2 separate regions of the Homo sapiens genome follow, and region 2 is linked to region 1. The links are chromatin contacts, found by Hi-C or POLR2A ChIA-PET in ENCODE. All regions are on one chromosome and are shown on one strand. The core of a region is the stretch at or near the end of the contact, and the rest is flanking DNA. Distances in the headings are between cores, read along the strand shown.

Evidence for each region. A loop is a pair of places that touch in the nucleus more often than their neighbours do. ChIA-PET counts read pairs that join two places held with the same protein, here RNA polymerase II (POLR2A). Pooled maps may share reads with other maps.
Region 2: a map with no recorded cell type shows a loop between it and region 1 (10-fold over the local background). The contact joins two enhancer-like sites. A Hi-C loop is called at or near these places in 1 of 168 maps with a recorded cell type or tissue (heart left ventricle), 7 of 37 single-sample maps with no recorded cell type and 4 of 50 pooled maps. POLR2A ChIA-PET finds 5 or more read pairs at or near these places in 2 of 52 experiments (A673 and BJ).

Annotation. Positions count from the first base shown.
Region 1 is chr3:47,345,203-47,352,469 of GRCh38, reverse strand. KLHL18 (kelch like family member 18) reads right to left here. Exons shown (of 10, transcript NM_025010.5): 10 at 5,654-7,267. Among named protein-coding and RNA genes, the nearest start is that of PTPN23, 32 kb to the left of the region's middle. Within about 2 kb of position 5,134, at least 4 of the 41 ENCODE cell types and tissues checked have a DNase peak (open chromatin) inside an H3K27ac peak, as active enhancers do.
Region 2 is chr3:46,925,746-46,932,640 of GRCh38, reverse strand. The region is part of intron 2 of CCDC12 (coiled-coil domain containing 12); the gene reads left to right. Among named protein-coding and RNA genes, the nearest start is that of CCDC12, 48 kb to the left of the region's middle. RefSeq lists enhancers at 705-814, 1,005-1,520, 1,965-2,014, 1,521-2,036, 5,036-5,415. Within about 2 kb of position 5,645, at least 22 of the 41 ENCODE cell types and tissues checked have a DNase peak (open chromatin) inside an H3K27ac peak, as active enhancers do.

The sequences.
Region 1 (7,267 bases), core at 3,885-6,384:
GATTACAGGCGTGAGCCACTGCGCCCGGCCCATAATCCAGCTTCTAAAAGATATGCTGATGGTGTGGACTAGTATGGCAAGAGAGGAGAGAACTGGATTGGAAGTAGCGTCAACAGAACTAGGTCATGACTTGGTTATTGGAGAGGAGGAAGAAGGAAATGAATGACCCTCAACTTCTCCCACCTCCAAAACCCACTGCTGGGTTCCTAAATGAGCAACTGGGTAGGTGAGAAGATTGGGGGAAACTGGGGGATGACCAGGTTTGAGGATAAAATCAAAATTTCCACTTTGAACTATGATCATATTGGACATATCCAAGTGAACGCATGAATCTGGGCCAGTCCAAAAAATAAGATTCCAGACACCTTCCTCACATGTGGGATAAGGTGGTACCAGCTAGGGAGAATGCATGGAGTGAAATCAGAACCCAGGGCTGAGCTCTAAGGCCTCTTATATTCAGAAGTTAGAAAAAGGTGGTGGTGGGCAGTATGAGTGGAGAACAGGGATGGTCTCTGAGACAAGGAGAGGTGAGCACCCTAAGGCAAGGGAGAGAGGAAAAGTGAGGAGCTTGTAAGGACACACACCATGCTCACTCTGGTGATCTCAATCCCTGCTGGTGGGGCAAGAATCTCCCTAACCACAAGGGTCCCACTCCCTAAGAGAAGCAGGTGCCCACCCTAAGGGGGACCCCAGATGAGTCAGGAAAATGAATTAGAAATTTAAAAATTGCCCACAAAAACAGAGGCTCAGATGGCTCCTTTGGTGAATTCTATCAAACATTTTAAAAAGAAAAAATACCAATCCTTCACACACTCTTTCAGAAATAGAGATGTAAGCAACACTCCCTAACTCATTCTGTAAAGCTGGTGTTACTGACCAAAGACATCACATGGAAAGGAAACTACAGAAAATATCTCAAGTGAACACAGATGCAAAAATACTTAATATTAGCAAACCACATCTGACAACATAAAAAATAATTATACACCATAACCAAGTGGGATTTATCCCAGGAATGCAACGTTGGATCGACATCTTAAAAATAAATTAATGTTATAACATTAACAGGCTAAAGAACAAAAACCACATGTCACCTCATAGATGCAGAAAAAGCATCTGATGAAATCTCACACCAATTCATGATACAAACTCTCAAGAAACTAATAACAGAATGAAACTTCCTCAATTTGGAAAAGGTATAGATGAAACACCCACAGGTTAACATCAACTTGAACAGTGATGGACTGAAGGTTTTCCTCCCTAAGATTGAGAACAAGGCAAGGATGTCCACTTTTGCCACTTTCATTCAACACTGTACTAGATTTCTAGCCAGTACAATAAGACAGGAAAAAATTAAAGGCATACAGATTGGAAAGAAAGAAGTAAATGTCTTTATTTGCAGATGACATGATAATGTAGAAAATCTCAAGGAAGACACACACGGACATTTTTTTAAAAAATGATAAAACTAACAGATTGAATTTAGACAGGTCACAGGATATAAGATCAATAAACAAAAATCAATGGTATTTCTATATACTAGCACCAAAAAGTCTGAAAACAAAATTCAGCAAGCAATTCCATTCGTAATAGCAAAGTAATATGAACATTTTAACAAAAGGAGTGTAAGATGTATATACTGAAAATAACAAAATATTGCTAAGAGAAATCAAGGAATATCTAAATAAATGGACACAAACTCCATGTTCACAGACTGGAAGACTTCATATTGTCAAGATGGCAATTCTCAACTTGATCTGTAAATTAAACACAATATATATTTAAAACCTCAGAAGGCTTTTCTGTAGTAACTGACAATCTGATCATAAAAGTGACATGGGAATGCAAAGTATCTAGAAAAGTCAAAAGAATTTTGAAAAATAACAAAGTTGGAGGTGTTACATTACCTGATTTAATGACTTACAAATACTTTAAAGCCAGAGTCATCAATAACACACAATCATGGACAGGCACAGATCAATGGAACAGAACTAAGAGTTTAGAAATAAACCCTTATATTTATGCCCAATTGATTTAGACAAAGGTATCAAAGCAATTCAATGGGGAAAAGATACTCTACAACAAATGGTGCTTGGACAAATGGAAATCGGTCCATGAAAAGATGAATTTAGACTCTTCCCTTACACCATGCCCAAAAATGAACACAAAGTGGATCACATACCTACATGTAAGAATAAAACAAGAAGACTTCAAAAAGTTCTTAAGATACGACACCAAAGGCATGATCCATAAAAGAAACAACTGATAAACTAAACTTCATCAAAGTAAAAAACTTTTACAATTCAACCACCACCACTAAGAAAATGAAAAGAGCCCTTGTTAGTATAGTGGTGAGTAAAAAAAAAAAAAAGAGAAAGGGCTGGGCGTGGTGGCTCACGCCTGTAATCCCAGCACTTCGGGAGGCCGAGGAGGGCAGATCACGAGGTCAGGAGATCAAGACCATCCTGTCCAACATGGTGAAACCCCGTCTTTACTAAAAATACAAAAATTAGCCAGGCGTGGTGGCGGGCACGTGTAGTCCCACTACTCAGGAGGCTGAGGCAGGAGAATTGCTTGAACCTGGGAGGTGGAGGTTGCAGTGAGCCAAGACCACACCACTGCACTCCAGCCTGGCGACAGAGTAAGACTGTCTCAAAAAAAAAAAAAAAAAAAAAAAAAAAAAAAAAGAGAGAGAGAGAAAGAAAGAAAATGAAAATAAAGACAAGCTAAGACTGGGATAAAACATTTGCAAATAATATATTTGATAAATAAAGGATTTGTATCCAGAATATGTAAAACTTTCTTACAATTCATTAATAAGACATGTGAACCAATTTAAAAATGGGCAATAATTGAATAGATATTTCACTAAAGATATACAAATGGTTAACAATCGCATGAAGATGCTCAAAATCATTAGTTGTCAGAGAAATGCAAATGAACCATAATGAGATGCCACTTTGCATCCACTAGAATGGCTACAACAAAACAGAAAAGTCCAAGTGCCGACAAGAATGTGGAGGAACCTGAACCATTCATTATACATTGCTGGTGGAAATGTAAAGAGGGACAGCCACTTTGGAAAAGCTTGGCAATTTCTTAAAAAGTTAAACCTAAACCTACTATATGATCCCAGCAGTTTCACTCCTAGGATCTACCCAAGAGGAATGAAAATATATGTCTAACAAAGACTTATAAATGAATGTTCATAGCCGTATTATTCATAATAGCCCCAAATTGGAAACAATCTAAACATTTATCAATCGGTGAATGAACAAAATATGGTATAAGTGGAATACAACTTAAAAACAATAAAAGGAACTATTGGTACATTCTACAATATGAATGAACTAAATTATTCTAAAGTAGGAAGCCAGACACAGAAGGCCACATATTATATGATTCCACTTATGTGAAATGTCCAGAATAGGAAAATCTATAGAGACAAAATAAAATAGTGGTTGCCTGATGATGCAGGTGAAAAGGGGAACTGCAAAAGGGATTAACTGAGTGATGAAAATATTTTAAAACAAGATGGTGATAATGGTTGCACAGCTCTGTACATTTACTAAAAGTCATTGAGTTGGACACTTAAAATGAATGAACTTTAAGGTATGTAAACTATGACTCAATGAAACTATTAAAAAATCAGTGACGTAAAAAGGAGGAAGACAAGGGAAGCATGATTAGGTGACATTTGAATGTGGATATACCTGATTGTCCCTAAATTCTTCAAGAAGCTATTGTTCAGCCTCTTCTTCATGTCCATTGTTGTGTCTACAGTAATGGAGAGTCTCACAGAGCTCACCACGTAGCAGGTAAAACAGGTAAACAGGTCACTGCATGGTAGAATATGGCCAAGGGCCAGCACAGCAGATGGAGGAGGAGTGCCACGCTGACCAGAGATGTTTTCATGAAGGTAACATCTAAACTGAGATCCTGAAGACCGCTGCTGGGCAGCTGAGAGGAAGTGTCAGTATCTCAGTGACATTCTATGTCATGCTATGAAGTTTAGGTTTTATGAACTGCAGAACTAAGCTGGGCGTGGTGGCTCACACCTGTAATCTCAACACTTAGGGAGGCCAAGGCGGGAGGATTGCTTGAAGCTAGGCATTCAAGACCAGCCTAGGCAACATAGTGAGACCGATTCTCTACAAAAAATAAAAAAAATAGCCAGGCATGATGGTGCATACCTGCTGTCTCAGCAACTCAGGAGGCTGAGGTGGGAGGATCGCTTGAGCCCAGGAGTTCAAGGCTGCAGTAAGCAATGTTGTGTACTGTTAGGTTATTGTGAGTAGCAATAAAAAGCAGCAGTGCTGGACTTTGGGGTGAAATGGAGTGGGCTCTGCTGTTGGTCATGAGGGGGAAAGGAGTCCAAATAACAAAAACAAAGAAAGAAAGAAAAAAGAAATGGAAAGTCAAGCAGATGAATCCAGTTTGACTTAGCAGTCCACTCTTCACCTATGGGGCTCTTTGGCTCTGGTCAAGGGGGCATAGATTACATGGAAAGGGCTGCTACTACTTTACAAGCAACAGGCCTTTCTCCCAGAGGGCAGAGTTCCCAGATAGTCTGGCTATCTCTTTCAGCATGAAGGCACCTGCTTCTTCACTCTTCCCCTTGCTGCCCAGTCTGCTTTTCCAAGGTCTATGACTGTTGGGAGGAATGCTGCTCCCTTCACAGGTGGAAGACACTGCTGTCCTTAGGCAGACTGGACTGTGAGTGTGGAGATCTGGTCTCAATTTCTCACAATGCCACTGGTTAGCTGGAGTCAGGTCAATTACTTGGCCATTCTGAGGCAGTTTCCTTATGCTAAAATGTTACCTGCTCCGTGGGGATTACTGAGGACCATGTGAGATTCAACTGATAAGAGTGTTTATATGTAAGACATGTCCTGGTGGGGTGTGTGTGGGAGTGATATGCCTTCCAAAAACTTAAAAAAATTAAGTTGCCATCCAGGAGTCCAATGGACAAGATTGATCACAAGCTGACTTTTGGAAAAGTGTGACTGAAGAGTTTCCCAACAGGCAAAACCACACTAACCACAGTGTAATCTTGGAAGAGCAGATCTGGAATGCGGCTGTATTTGGGGAAGTGAAACTGAAGATGGGAGTATAGTTCTCACACTGAAGAGCATGCAAATCACCAAGGAAACTTGCTCACGCCAGAATGCTGAGCTGCACCCCAGCCCTAGGGAACCTGTCTCTAGAGAGGGACTTAGGAACGGATCTGTGGTTTAAACATTTTCCAGTGACTTTTATGTGCACCAAAGTTAAAGCACCTCTCGCCTAGAGCATAAAAAAGGAGCTGGAGATGCTGATTCCAGGCAGTCAACAGGCAGCCACATTCCACTGGGAAACTCTGGAGTTTTAGGGCAGTGAATGGAGAAAAGGGGAAATCCGAGAGTAGGGGCGATCAGGACAGGCACCAATATGCAGTCCCAAAGTGCAAATGAAGTCTTTGCATATTTTTCACCAGAAGTGACTCTCATAAAATAAATCTCTCCAAAGACTACTTTTGCTGTACATCTGGCTTTTCCCTTATATTCACAGAAATATTCCCATTTTGTCCAATATATTTTTTTCAGTGAATCACAATTAAAAAACAAACATGTACTTCTAATATCTGAGAAATAAACCAAGAAAGGACAAGAGCTATTAGGAGTGTTCTCTTTATTTCTCTTTGGTTTCTTAACACAAAAGACATGCATTCTATAAATAAAAGGAACTAAGATTTTCTGGGAAACCATAAATTGGGAGGAATTCCCACAGTCACACCTCTGTGGTCAAGAGGATGGTCTTCAGCCCCCATCTGGCTGTAATCTCTGATGAAATCCAGAAGAGAAGGCCCGTGTGTTATCCAAGAAGGTGAAACACTCAAGGACAGTGAATGCCACAGTCCTCTGCTCAGAGCTGGGCTAGGCCCCAAGGCCCACTGAGTACAATGTCTACCCTATCTCCTTGTTACATCCTTTTTACAATATCCTTGGGTGATGCTTCTTTTCATGGGGCTATTGGAAAGGCTCCAACACCAAAGAGCCAGACCAGCCATTTACGAATAGCCATTCACCATCGGACTGAGGAACCTACTGGGAGAGTGTGAATATGTTGGTGTTTCCTGACTTGTGCTCAGAGCCCAGATCAAAACACTGGCTTGATCTTACTTTGAAACATCGACCTCAGGTGCAGCAGTGTAAATTCTACACCAGGAGGTGGGATTGGACTCAGGAAGTCCACTACAAGAGCAGCAGGCCATGGTAGAAAATGATCTGCCATACCCAGTGGCAAAATCTGGGCCAGTATCCTAAGGACCCACTCAGTAGCCCACAGACCGATTCTTAATACCTTCACAATCCAGGCTTGTTGGTGCTACTTCAAATTCACAAAAGAAAGGGGCTTATAATAAGACAAGCACTGATACACTCCTAACAGGAAATGCACACCCCACCCACCTTCCGAGTCTACCCCTACAGGCAAACCAGGAAGGAGGGAGAAATGCTGGAGCCCTACCACGAGCCCAGGTTAAACGACATCCGATATCAGATTGTTGAGACGTTAAAAATAAAAATATCATTTTCAAGTGCTTGTAGCAGAGGCCTAGCTCCTAAGTTGTAGGTAACAAAGGTACTTCCCTCTGAATACATGGCGATTGCACACACTGGTAAACCTGACGGTCCTGGGGTGGGGGAGACACCCCAGGCTCCACATTGTGCCTTTCTGAACAGGCTTCCAGGCCACCCCAGGCAGGCAGCAAAGGATAGGAAACCAAGCAGGTGGAGACTGGAGCCCTAAGACTCAGTCTTGGGTTACAGGAATTGAATCTTCTTTTAGTCTCTACTGGAAGAATTTTAGAAAACCAATTTTGGCAGCAGCAGTTGAAGGACAGCCCCACTGCCCAGTGCACTGGCAAGAGAAAATGTCCTCCTCTTTGAGTCCCGCTGTGCTACATTAGGTCCTATCCAGGGAGGAGGAAGCAATATGAAATCTTTCCAAAAGGTAAAGGTCATTTGCCAAGATTAGAGGAAGAAATATAAAATCTGTTCTTTGCAGCAGCAAGAGATTCTTTCGGCCTTTAGTTCTTTATGTCATAAAAGCCAGCTGTGCTTGAATGTAAAGGTCCACCTTGCTGGTCAGTCTGCCCAGGGCTGGAGGGAGGCCAGACTCTTGGGATTGGCGAGTGGATGGAGGAGCAGTGGAATGGCAGAGCAGACAAGGTTACCAGACCAAGCCCGCCCACAGCTGGTAGAAGGAAGCCCTGGTTAGGTTCTAG
Region 2 (6,895 bases), core at 4,396-6,895, 420 kb after region 1:
GTCACTTCTTGTGTCATGTGCTCCAATAGACCTTGTCCTCTTTGTGTGGCCAGAAGGACAGGAGGCTTGGGGTGGGCTGGATAAGAGAAGGGAAGGGAGGTTTTATTGCCTTACACTGTACCCGTTCTTCAGGCTGGGGCCACAGTTGCCTTGCTGGGTGACAGCTGGAGGACAGTCTCCTCTGCCCACGAGTGGGGAAGCCACTGGGCTCTTTAAAAGTCTCATTTGCTGCAAAGCCAGCCATTGAGTGTTCTAAAGAAAAATATCAACCACCAAACAAAAACATCCCTGTACTAAATTGTCCTTTGCCCTCATAGCCTGGTGGTACTTTAGGCCACTCTAGGGCACTCTGCCAGAAGAGATCCCAGAGGTGTTGTAGCTATTATGAATTATGCTGCCAGGATCGTGCGTATATAGAATGCTTTGTTTTGCTTGCTCCTGTCTTGTTACTATTTCTATGGAATAATTTCCCCAGAGCAGGGTTACCGGGTCAGGGAGTTTGAACATTTTAATGGCCCTTGAAAGAAAGACCAGATCAGCCTCTAGAGCAGTTGTGTACCTCATTTGGGGTAGTTGCCTCTCCCCTCATTTTCATGCTTCTGTCGAGTCTGGCCTCTGGCAGCAGCAACTGAAGCCTTGTTATTTATATTGGGGACAAGGGGTAGGTCTCTATGTGCAGAGCCTAAAGCAAACAGAGGATTATTAGGGGCATGTCTGAGTGTCATGAGTGTGTTTTCCTGGCAGAGCTCCAGTGTCTCTGTACTCTGAATATTAAAAATGAAAGTGTTCTTTGATCAAAGTTGCCAGTCTCTCTGGTCAGTGGTGGCCTCTGCAAGGCCTGCAGGCGCATCCTGGGCGTGGCCTTCCCTGTGGTCTGTTACTAGGAGGAGTGCCTCACAGCAGTTCTCTCTCTGGCCCTTGATGGGGCCTGTATGGCCAGGAGGGACCAGGGTGGCCAGGTGGAGGACCTTGTTCTCAGGGAACAGGCCATGTGGGACTGTCCTGTCCTTATCCTCTCTGCCTCCCTCCAGGGGCCCAGGGCAGCAGGTGAATGTGGAGTAGCCTCAAGATATAAGGGATGAGAAGGGAGGCTAGCGCCCCAAAGGATAAGCCTGGTAGCATGAGTGAGTGAAGTGGACCAGGGGCCATGAAACCCCCATGAGCAGTGTAGGCTTTGAGGCCAGTTTGCCAGTGATGGGGTTGGATCAGATTCATAATCTCAAAGCTTCCTTTCATTTCGCCATTCTAGAACTCTACTCTGGTTCTATACTTGACAGAGAACATCAACTTTCTCCACCTGCTTCCTCTCATTGGCACATGTGAAAAAGCACCCTAGGGGTGATTTCCCCTGAACCTCCCTGGCCAGCCCATGTCCCGGGCTCCTGCAGCTGGCCTGAAGCAGAGTAAAGTAAATAGAAAAGGTCAGCTACCCATTTTAGAAGGAAACTCTATGGAATGCAAACTTGGCATTCCCTGTTGCTTTGCCACAAAGAAGTTGCTTAGGGGTTGGCTGCCCCGGCCCAGCCACATTCCTGCCCTCTCTGCTGGGCACAACTTCTTTGCTTCCAAATGTCTTCTCAAGTCATTGAAAGGCTCAGAGAGCCCCAGGCTACCCATAAAGCTCTTTCTTGAGTGCCTTCTGAATTCCTTTATCCAGCTTGAGGCAATGTATGCTGAGCCCCTCCTGGAGCTGCCTGGTGCATTTAGGGCAGGCTGTGAAAGACAGACATGCAGCCGACACAGGGCCACGTGCATGGAGTGGGGCCTGCTGTGGAGAGGGTAGAGAGGCAAGTGGGGCAAAGGGGGCCCAGGAGAAGGGCGGTTACTGTGCCTCAGGGTGAGTAGGGACACTGGGAGGGGCCCACAGGGCCACCTCCTGGAGCTGGCTCTTTAAGCGTGATGGACGGGGAAGTGTGTAGCTGAGGGGGTGAGCAGGCTGTGGGGCCAGGACCACGTGAAGAAGCTTAGACTTGTTTTGGGGACACTGGGGTCCCTGAGTCAGAGGGAGGGCCAGTGGAGGCACTGAGGTGGCTGATGTGTCTGCTCCTGTGGAGAGACAGCAAAGCTCCACCCAGACACTGGCTGCCGGTATAGGGTGGACTTTGGGTGGCCTAGGGCATTTGGTGCAAAGGATAGTGTCTTAGAAGCCATTGGGCTTTCTGGGCTGCCCTCCTTCCCATAGACTCTGGGGGCAGAAAGCCCCAAAAAAGCATGGCTTGGTCTCTGCTTCCCTTTGGCTAGGGGACAGCCTGGCCCTAAGCCACAGAGACTGGCCACCAGCAGAGCTGAGGTGCTGGTGCTGCCTGACTCAGAACCCTGCCACAGTCTTCTGCTGCCTTATGGCCCCTCTGCCTGTTTCCTCTTTATGTTTTTGAGTACTTCGTTGGTTGTTTCTGTGTAGGAAGAATACTGATTAGAAATTCCGGAAACTACAGAAAATCAGAGAAGCAAGTAAAAATCACTCAGAGCTGGACATGGTGGCTCATGCCTGTAGTCCCAGCTATTCAGGAGGCTGAGACAGGAGGATTGCTTAAGCCCAGGAGATCAAGTCCAGCCTGAGCAACATAGGGAGACCCCCATCTCTTTTTTTTTTTTTTTTTTTTTTTTTTGAGATGGGGTCTTGCTGTTCTCGCCCAGGCTGGAGTGCAGTGGCACCATCTCGGCTCACTGCAACCTCTGCCTCCCAGGTTCAAGTGATTCTCCTGCCTCAGCCTCCTGAGTAGCTGGGATTACAGGCACCCGCCACCACATCTGGCTAATTTTTGTTTTTTTAGTAGAGATGGGGTTTCACCATGTTGGTTGGCCAGACTGTTCTTGAACTCCTGACCTCAGGTGATCCACCCGCCTCGGCCTCCCAAAGTGTTGGAATTACAGGTGTGAGCCACCATGCCCAGCCAAGACCCCCATCTCTTGAAAAAAAGTCAGTCCTAGAGATAACCACTGTCAACATTTTTGTTGTTTTTATTTCTTTTCTTTTAGCTAGAGCTAGTACCTTCTCCCCTTAGCAACTTCCTCATTCTAAAATGGGGGTGGCAGAACCATTGTTTGGCTCCAGTTGTCCTCAGAAAGGTGGCTTCCAGATGCCAGTGACTGCTGGTGAGTGCAGGCTGCTTCAGTATTTCCTGGCCAGCTGACAAGGTGTTAGGTGTTGGCCTGCCCTACTGCTCTGGCTGGCACCATCTCGTCACACCCTGCCCAGTCTCCAAGAGCTGTGGTGGCCCCGGACACTGTAAGGCTATGGGAGCTCCTAGGATAGCAGCCTGGACCTGCTTTGTGTGTGAACCTGTTGTCCTACTATTTGTTTCTTGACTTTCCTTTTTTATCTCCATTCTTGTCTCCTTTTGGATTTTTTTGTTTTTAATTATTCCACTTTCTTCCTCTGTTAACTTGTTAATTGTATGCTGTTTTCCCTTTCTTTTAGTGATTTCCACAGGCATAACAACATACATCCTTAACTTATCAAAGTCTAATAGAAAATAGTAGTATTTTTACCATTTCCTCTACAGTGCTTAGGACCTTAGAACACTTTAAGGCTATTTGCCACTCTGCCTTTTACACTATTGTTGCTATATTTTAAATACTATAAGTTGTTATTACTCTTTTATACAGTCAATATTCATTTAAATTCTCTTTTCCCCCTGCTTTTTTTTTGAGACAGGGTCTTGCTTTGTCACCTAGGCTGGAGTGCAGAGTGTGATCATAGCTCTCTGCAGCCTTGAACGCCTGGCTCAAGCAATCCTCTTGCCTTAGCCTCCGAAGTAGCTGGGATTACAGACACAAGCCATTGTATTTACCCTTTCTGAGGCATTTTATTTTTTCCCTGCAATTCCATGTTTCCGTCTGAGATCATTTTCCTCTAGCCTAAAGTATTCCTTTTAGTATTTCTTGAATAACGGATTCACTGATAACTGATTCTCCTAACCTTTCTTTGTCTGAAAAAGTCTTTCTCTTGAAGGCTTCTTAACTAGATTTAGAATTTTGTGTGACATTTATTTTGTCCACACTTCTGAGATACCATTTCATGGTCTTATGGTTTCCATAGTTGCAGTTGAGAAGTCAGTAGTCTGTTTTAGTTTCTGCTTAAACACACTTTTTTTTTTCTCTCCAGGCCCATGAGATTATATGAGGTTGGTGCAAAAGTAATTGTGGTTTCTGCCACTATGTTCAATGGCAAAAACCACAGTTATTTTTGCATCAACCTAATGGGAAGCTCTGCTCAGTCTCTCAGCTTTTCAGCTGCTGCATGTAAATAGACATGCTTTAAGGGGAAAGAGGGACGTGATGTCAGGCTCACTTTGTTGTACTTCCCTTATCTCCATGATTGCAGCCCCTGAAATCCTTGCTGTCTTGGTACTTCTCTAAAGCCATTTAAAATACATATATATACATTTTTTTTTTTTGAGACAGTCTGCAGCCTAGGCTGGAGTGCAGTGGTGCGATCTCAGCTCACTGCAACCTCTGCCTCCTCAGTTCAAGCGATTCTCCTGCTTCAGCCTCCTGAATAGCTGAGATTACAGGCATGTGGCACCATACCCACCTAATTTTTGTATTTTTAGTAGAGACCGGGTTTCGCCCTGTTGGCCAGGCTGGGCTCAAACTCCTGACCTAAAGTGATCCACCTGCTTTTATAAGGGAGGTTAAATCTTGGGCCTGTGTTGGAAAGGCCAGGTCCCCAAGCTGAACCCCCCCATGCTCCTTGACCTCTCCCAGAGACTCCTGTCCTTTGGTAGTGGTGGAATTCCGGGGGTGGGCAGTTAAGTGGGCATTAGGGAGGGGAAGTCTCTTAGCTCTCCACGCTAAGGGGACTGGAGGTCAGAGACTGCACCATTTTCACGCGATCACACAACAGTGGCTGCACATCAGATTAACCCTCCAAGAGTGAGTCTGGGGAGGGCGTGGACCCAGCTTGATAGAGCTGGATGCACCCAGCACAGCCGTAATGTTTCTAAATGTGGAAACTGAGGCCCAGAATGAGACCTTCCCATGGTGGTCGGGATCTAGATGTTCTTGGCTGCTTGGCCAGTGCTCCGCTCTGGGGGTGGCAGGGCACAGTGGGCGCAAGGCTCTGCTCCCGCCTCTTGCTTCTGGTTCACTCCTCCAGTTGGCCTTCTGAAGCCTCGGGCAGTGGGTGGGTCTGGAGGCATGGGTGCGTGTTGCTGCTGTGAGTTCTGGGTACAGTTCCCTGTGGCCTCTCCTCTCTCCTTCTGATTTCTCACAGAACCCTGGAGACCGTTTCTGAAAGCGACAGTTTTTTTTCTTACTAATCCCTGCAGTTTTCTTCCCACACCCAGTTTCTCTTCCTCATTTCTCCCCACCCTGTTGTGAACGAAAGCCTTTGCACCCAGTCATGCCCCACTTTGTCTCCCTGTACCTCTGTGACCTGACATGTACCTCCAGGCCCGAGGCAGGTGTTCAAGGATGGGGGACGGGGTGGGGTATCTCTGGGCCTTCTGGGAGTGCAGGTGGGCTTCCTCCACACAGGCTATGCTGGTACTGCCCCATCGCCCGCAGTGGTTCAGCCCAGCCCCAAGGCTCCAGGCTCAGGGGCCCTGGCAGGAAGGAAGGAGATGGTAAGTAAGCTGGGGGCAGGAAGCAGGTGGAGCCCTTAAATAGGAGAGTGAATAGCATCTGAAAGCCCCTGAGTCCAAAGCACTGCCGCTTGCTAGCTGTGTAGCCACAGACACCCCTGCCTCTGGGAAAGCTTGCTTTTGCAGGGCCTGAGGAAGTCAGCAGCACTTTTACCTGGTCCAGACAGAGGGCTTGGGAGATGGCAGACTGTGGGAGGCCTGTTGGGAAATTGTTTCCTGCCTTAGAGGCCCAGGACTTTTCTGAGGGACCACTGGTCAAGAACCGAAAGAGGTACTGGGGAAGGAGGAGGACCTGCGGCCTAGTCTCACCTGGCCAGCATCTGAGGGGCCACTCCTGCATCCCCTGGGGCTAGGGGTCTGTCCCACTGCCTCTGCCTTGCCTTTCTTAGACCCTGCAGCCCCCAGGACCTCTCGCCCTGCCGCCCTGTGGAGTTACCAGGGACACATTTTCCTGGGAGCCTGCTTCTGTGTGTGTGGGGCTAGGATTTGATGAGCCCCTGAGCCAGAGAGGACCCCAGTGAGTTCTTGGTTCAGCCACCCCTGCCTGAAAAGACTGAGGCAGGAAGAACATAAAAACATAGTAGCTAGCCGCAGCTCCTGCCGGGAGATTCTGGCCCCTTGTGGCTCCTCTCTCTTCATGGAGGCCTTTGGGGCTGTTCAGTTCTCACTGCTGTCCTGGTGGACTGTGGCCTTCCCAGCCTTGCACATGGTCATGCCTATTTTCACAGCCCTCACTGGCCACTCTCAACAGTCTTGGAGCTGAGTCAGCCTCTCGTGTGCTTTGTGCCTTGACCCTGTCCGCGTCATTGCAGGCCCAGGCGCCACCTCCTCCTGGAGTGTCTCCCCTCCACATTCCCACAGCTGTAGGCAGCCACGCCCCTCTGGAGCCCTCCAGCACCTGCTTCTCTGTCCACATGTCACTCCTCACTGCCACATGCCCCTGGCCCAGCACACCCAGATGCTTTTCTCTAAGTAGTTGAGGCGTATTCCATGGCATGAGCCCCAGGGCAGGAAGGCTCTGAAGAGGGGCCAGACTTGGGGAATTTGTGGGTGACCACTGGCCTTCTCTTTTGGGAATCACTCAGCCTAGGAGCTTTAGCCCTGGCTGGGAGTTATACATTGCCTTGAGCTAAGATGTGCAGCCACTGCTGTGTGATCCTATGAAAAGGGTACAGTCTCTCTGACCTCCAGTCCCCTTATCTGTCAAATGGGATGATCCAGGAGAGACACCCTGTGAATGCTCCCTAGGCGTCCTTGGCCCAGCTCTGGAAGAGAACCGTACTCCAACAGAGTAGACAGGGCCTCTG